Linked DNA regions of Homo sapiens: region 1 is linked to region 2. The links are chromatin loops, found by intact Hi-C in ENCODE. Cell type or tissue: Calu3. All regions are shown on one strand. Each heading gives the region's core, and the rest is flanking DNA. Links, peaks and the distances in the headings are about the cores only.

Region 1 (2,917 bases), core at 180-2,679, 140 kb before region 2:
AGGCTTCTAGGATGATTAGTACCCTTTCACCTTCTGCAGACCAGAATATGCAACAAGCACAGCGATCTTGGAGAGCTTGGAGAAGGTCATGGCTCTAAGTGTCCTGGAGAGGTAGACTGGCTTCAGGAATTGGTGATAAGCCTGAACTAGTTTTCCGGTGCTCTGTGTGCTATTGCTGGGGCCAAGAAGCAATATTAGATGAAGCAAACGGGGACACAGAATCTTACTTTTAGGAAAGTAGCATGAATTTTGTCCTTTCATACATGATACAATGCTATATTACGATTCCTCGCTGTAGCTCGGAATTGGTAGCTCCTCTACTTTAAGGTAAAGCTAAAATTTCTTAGCCCGAGGAACAAAATCCTTCATGATCTGGCCATGACTCTTTAATTATGTCCTTTGCTGTATCCACATCAACCCATCCATTGTTTGGACTCCCCCAAAATGACAGCTACTTGTATTTTAAGGTTCAGGTCAAGCATAACCTCTTCTTGGCTCTTGGATGGGTTTTGTTTGAGACAGAGTCTCCCTCTGTTGCCCAGACTGGAGTGCATGGCATGATCTTGGCTCGGTGCAACCTCCACCTCCCGGGGGGTTCAAGCGATTCTCCTGCCTCAGCCTCCCGAGTAGCTGAGACTGCAGGCGTACGCCAACATAACTGGCTAATTTTTTGGTATTTTTAGTAGAGATGGGTTTTCACCATGTTAGCCAGGCTGGTCTTGAACTCCTGACCTCAGGCAATCCGCCCACCTCAGCCTCCCAAAGTGCTGGGATTACAGGCATGAGCTACTGTGCCCAGCCTTGGATGAGTTTTTCTGGATTCTTCCAGGTTGGGTCAAGCAATCCTCTGCATACCTGTAATGCCTTGCTCACCTTTCTTGGAGTACTTCCTGCTTTGTTTAATCATGACCTTAATTATCACATTCACCATATTGTGAGCTTCCTGAGAACAGATCATGTTTCTTCTTCTCAGTATCTCCAGCACCCAGTACAGTGCCCAGCACGTGGTAATTCCTGAACTAGTGTTTGAATGGTATCGGCGGCATTTTTTGGAAATTAAAGTTAATGAGTAAGAAGGGCAGGGTAAGAGATTATCTTGGAGCTCCACTCCTAAAAGAAATCAGAATGTTAACACTGTTGAGCAACCCGTGGAGGAGAAGAGAGAAAGGCAATAAAATCTGCCCCCTGCCTGGGATTGCTGAATGCTGGCAATCTGACCACTTGTGACTCAGGTATTCCTAGGAATATAAAGCACTGTGAAAAAGAAAATTAAAGGGCAAGCGGACACCCAGGAAGAACTTGAATAAAAAATTACCATTAAACAAACACTAAGGGAGAGTTGTCTTCAGTAAGAAATAATGCCCTAAGAATGTGTTAGGGTTCAGAACAAATAAATCTAGATAAAGAAGAGATTGTATTAAAAGCAACCTGTTTTGTGAAGCTGAAATTAGGAAGGATGATTCATAGCCCTCCTGGGTTACAAAGTACAGTAGGTAAATCAATGGCATAGCAGCAAAGAATCTATAGCTTATTATGTGCTTTTGGCTCAAGGGAAAGAAAGGTATTTCATTCAGTACTATAGCATGTGCCCCACAAAGCCGTTTGGTTGATAGAATCAAAGAAAGTATCAATATATGGAATTCCTTCCAAGTTGCAATGGTACATATCAGTGACCTCTAGCAGCCTGAAGCTGTGTCCACCAGCACTGTTATGTTGGTTTCCCCCAAAAGGTCATGGTAACTTGCGGATATGCTGGTTTGCATAAGGACAGCTGCAACTAGAGTTATATGATATTGTTCCCAGCTCAGCCCCACCCTGTGCCAAGAGGATTAATGATGGAAAAAACCCGAAGGGTAAAGAACTAACTGACACTTGGTCATGTTTCTATGAAACTATGGTAAATAAGCATTGAAAAGAGGCACCATTTGGGACCCTGGGCCCTAGAGCAATGAGCTCAGAATCTAGATAGTATTCCAAGTTCTCATCACTACCTGTCTGTAGTAGACTAACAAGAAACTTTCCTGATTTTCTTGTTTGGTTTCGGGGTTCTTATGGGCCCATTTAAAAAAAATAAGCATGTTGTCCTTTCCTCTGCAAAGATCTCACTCAGCTAGGGTCAGACTCAGTGAAAGGCACTTGCTTCTGCAGAGGCTCATGCTGGAGATCAGAAAAGGGCAGTCAGGACCTCCAAGTGGCTGTGTTTTGAAGACCCTTGAAGTCAGTTTATTTCTCCAAACTAGTCAAGAGTCACTCTCTGGGGCTGGGCATGGTGGCTCACACCTGTAATCCCAGCACTTTGGGAGCCAAGGTGGGAGTTCGAGACCAGCCTAGGCAACATAGCGAGACTCTGCCTCAACCAAAAATAAATAAATAGATAATTAATAAATAAGTCACTCTCTGCCCGGCCTCTTGTATTCCCTCCTCCAGTATCATTTGACATACTTCCTACCCCAAACTGCCTCAATACACTGACAGGTCAGTAGGTGGCCAAGAGATCCCAAACTGATCGTTTTATCTTGGAATGACTCTGGGCTTTACTGTCAGAATCCTCCTAATTTACACCATTGCCATAAAAGTGCTTGTGATTTTCCTATGGTAATGTTGTGCACTAAATAATGCCAAGGGAATCCAACAGGTAACAGTGAGGACACTCTGGCCCCTGTCCTGATTTTCGGTATATACCATTGATTTGCAGATTAACTGTGATTCTCACACTCCCTCTGTAACCTTCTAAGCATGCAAACGTCAAGGAAGCTTAGTCCTCAGATCTGCCCATTATCCTGCATATGGTGGTTAAAAATACAAACCCCAGCCTTAAAACTACTGGATAATGGGTCAAGTTACTCAACCTCTCTCTATTTCTTCTTTTCTCATCTAAAATATAGGGGTAATAATTATAATACCTACCTCATATGGT
Region 2 (2,917 bases), core at 137-2,636:
AACTGCAATTGTGCTTCCCCGGCACCTTCGCTTTAGGTCACTCCACCGAAGAGCCTGAAAGGGAAGTGGTTCTTGCGAAAGAATGAGCTGAAGCAGGTGGCAGATGCTACCAGGCACCGTGTAGTTTTCAAAGGGGATCTTTTTCTGCCTCAGAGAGAAATTCTGGGGTTTGCACAGCAAGAAACCGATGACTCAATTTCCTTTGTGTCCCTGCTTTAATGGGAAGGTTGTAGGCGTTCTTTAGAATGGCAGGGTAGGTTGATACCTTCTACCTTAAATTTGAATCCCACTTTTCACTCACTTAGCAGGTTGAATTTTTTTTAAGTGTACCCCCCACAGCTGCCCAACTGGGTTTGCGAGGCAAGCCCAACTTGCCAGAGTAAACCGGAAGGGGTGCTTTCTAAAGTTTGTGGTTCTGGAGTCTGGCCAGGCATGGATACAGTCATTGTGCGTTCCAGATTTTCTGGGAGAGTCAGGATCTCAAATATGCAAACACTCTACCAATTGATGTCTAGTGCATATTTTGACTAAATGTTTATATATTTTTCCACAAATAAATACATGACTTAATGTAATTGAAAGTCAAACACTTTTTAAAAATGCTTTTTGCATAAAGAAATTCACATCTTTACAACTCCTTAACTAGGATGGTGTCAATTAAATTAATGTTTGATTCAGGACATGTGTACTTTGGAGGTAAGTATTTCATATTCCTCCCCTCTCCATTGCTCAATTGCCCCACTGGGTGACGTACCAAGATAAGCCACATGTTTGATTCTTGTTTGCTGGATGTGGACATATGCACATTGCAGGTATGCCTATAAGTACATGCCTGAAGGATCTATGTGTGTGGTGGGAATTGGTGATGCCAAAGAATGCTAAAGACTTTCATGCCCCTTAAAGGGGAAAATAACCACAACAAAACAAATTCCAATGTATCTTCTCCTGTCTTCTGCAGCACTGGGGGAGTCCCCTGATAACAGGGATCATGTCACATTCATTTTTGTGGGCCCAGATCCCAGTAATATTGACCCATAACTGTTGAACTGCAATGAATGTCTAGAATATAAAAGTCATGATATCTATATATATGGAAGCATGCTGTCAGTATGGGCTAAGGTGCAAATACATTTATGTGTAAGTGAGAACCATGGTGATGGCTGTGTTGCTCAGGACAGGGCTGACTTGGCTGGCTGACTGCCCACCACAGGCCTCATGTTTGGTCTACCCCAAACAGTGAGCTCACCCATCTGTTTGTTTGCGGCTTTGGTGGCTGCCTGCTGTGACCGCTGGGGACATCTGGCTAAAGACAGGGTTACTAGATAGTTGGGCTGAGAAGGGAGTGGGAGCCAGTGAGATGAGGACACCAACCCCAAATTTAAGCCTCAAAACAAAAACACTCCCCAGCAGCAGCCACCTTGGGGTTCTAGTTATTTTGGAGATACTGATACGAGGTTGAGATCCTTGGGTGAGAGGCCCACACTCCTCCAACCCCCATGTCTGCTTCTGGAAGGTGGTGGCAGAGGAGAGAAGTAGAAGTACTATATGGGAGATGCGGGAGATTCTTGCCTTCTCTGTCGGTCTCTTTGGGCAATTATCAAGCTGTCATCTGACCAGATACTACCATAGCTTCTTCGGGGGCAAATCCGTAGGGAATCCTGACATCCGACGGGGAGCCACTTTGGCAATGGCAAACGGTGTCTCCTCTCCACAGAGCTTGTGATGTCAGAAATTACCCATAACTGGGGCAGGTTTTGTCTTCCCAAAGATTGTCTGCCCAGCTAGACCTGAGAGACAGGGAGACAAACACAGAATGAGGGGGTGGGTCTTGTGGGGGTGGGGAACGATGGAAACTCACAGAGCCAGATCTCCCCGAGTTTGAGTTGCACTGGCTGCCTGGGTGTGTCCTCCTGAGGTAAGTGTCCCTGCGAAGTGCAAGTGTGGGCAGACAGATCTCAGGTGGGTGGGGAGGGACTGAGTCACCAAGGAGGTGATTTGCAAAACTCAGGTCCCAGAAACTTTCAGGTCTTCAGCTTTTAAAAGTAAAGGTTAATTGCAAAACTCCGGGGTTGAGGGAAGAGATTATTCACATAGACCAGTCATTTTGAGCATCTGCTGTTGTGGCATTGCAAGTCTCCTTCGCAGTGCCTGAAAGTTCATTTGTTTTTGAGAGCTCTTACGCTTTTTCTGTTTGCATCTTTGCACAAGTTCTATGTTTCTGAGAACCCTCACCACTATTAGTAATAATAGCAAACACTTACAGAGTGTTGACCATGTACCAGCGCCATTCTAATTGTTTCCTATATACTGCCTTGTTTAATCCAAACACTGACTTCATGAAGGTGGTGCTGTTATTATCTGTCTTTTACATATGAGGAAACTGAGGCACAGAGAATTTAAGTAGCTTGCCCAAGGCCATGCAGCTGATAAGTGATGGCGCTGGGATTCAAACTCACATCTGGCTACAGAGTTCATGCTCTTTGTCACTATGTTAGAGTGCTTCTCTTGGTATATTAAGATATCGAGGCACCCTAGAAATCCAGACGATTGTACCTGGAAGTACTGTAGTTGTTTTCAAAAACTTCATTTGGGAATCTAGTTGTGGGTGAGGTCATAACATCCACTGAGCTTTTAAACATGATGTCAGAGGAAGGGGTTAGAATTGCAAAAATGAAGGAGGAGGAAGTTGTAATGGAAACTTCTGCCAATGCATATTCTGAGTTGACTCATTCATTCTGATCTCTGAATAGAAGCTCTACTCTCTTCCATGTGATGGAAAGTTGAGGATAGGGTAGGGCTGAGAGGGATGTGAATTGAGTTGTTTGTTCATTAGGATAGGATAGGGCTGAAAGGGATGTGAATTGAGTTGTTTGTTCATTATCACTTCATTATTTGTCACCTGGATGAAAGGTAAAGG

What was found. Peaks named below come from ENCODE experiments on the same cell type or tissue, not always from the same donor. Only the 100,000 strongest peaks of a DNase experiment are listed, where the experiment ranks them.
Region 1: a loop joins it to region 2, with 5 times the contacts of the local background. A loop is called at or near these places in 28 of 110 quality-filtered maps.

The regions. Positions count from the first base shown.
Region 1 is chr11:35,008,376-35,011,292 of GRCh38, forward strand. LOC105376626 (a long non-coding RNA gene) reads right to left here. Exons shown (of 4, transcript XR_001748180.2): 4 at 1-2,917. Among named protein-coding and RNA genes, the nearest start is that of MIR1343, 68 kb to the left of the region's middle. In Calu3, for the core only: no CTCF peak of the experiment used is centred there; DNase peaks (open chromatin) are centred at 1,126 and 1,826.
Region 2 is chr11:35,144,233-35,147,149 of GRCh38, forward strand. All of the region lies in intron 1 of CD44 (CD44 molecule (IN blood group)), which reads left to right. Among named protein-coding and RNA genes, the nearest start is that of CD44, 6.5 kb to the left of the region's middle. RefSeq lists a silencer at 59-108 and an enhancer at 279-338. In Calu3, for the core only: no CTCF peak of the experiment used is centred there; DNase peaks (open chromatin) are centred at 1,229 and 1,949.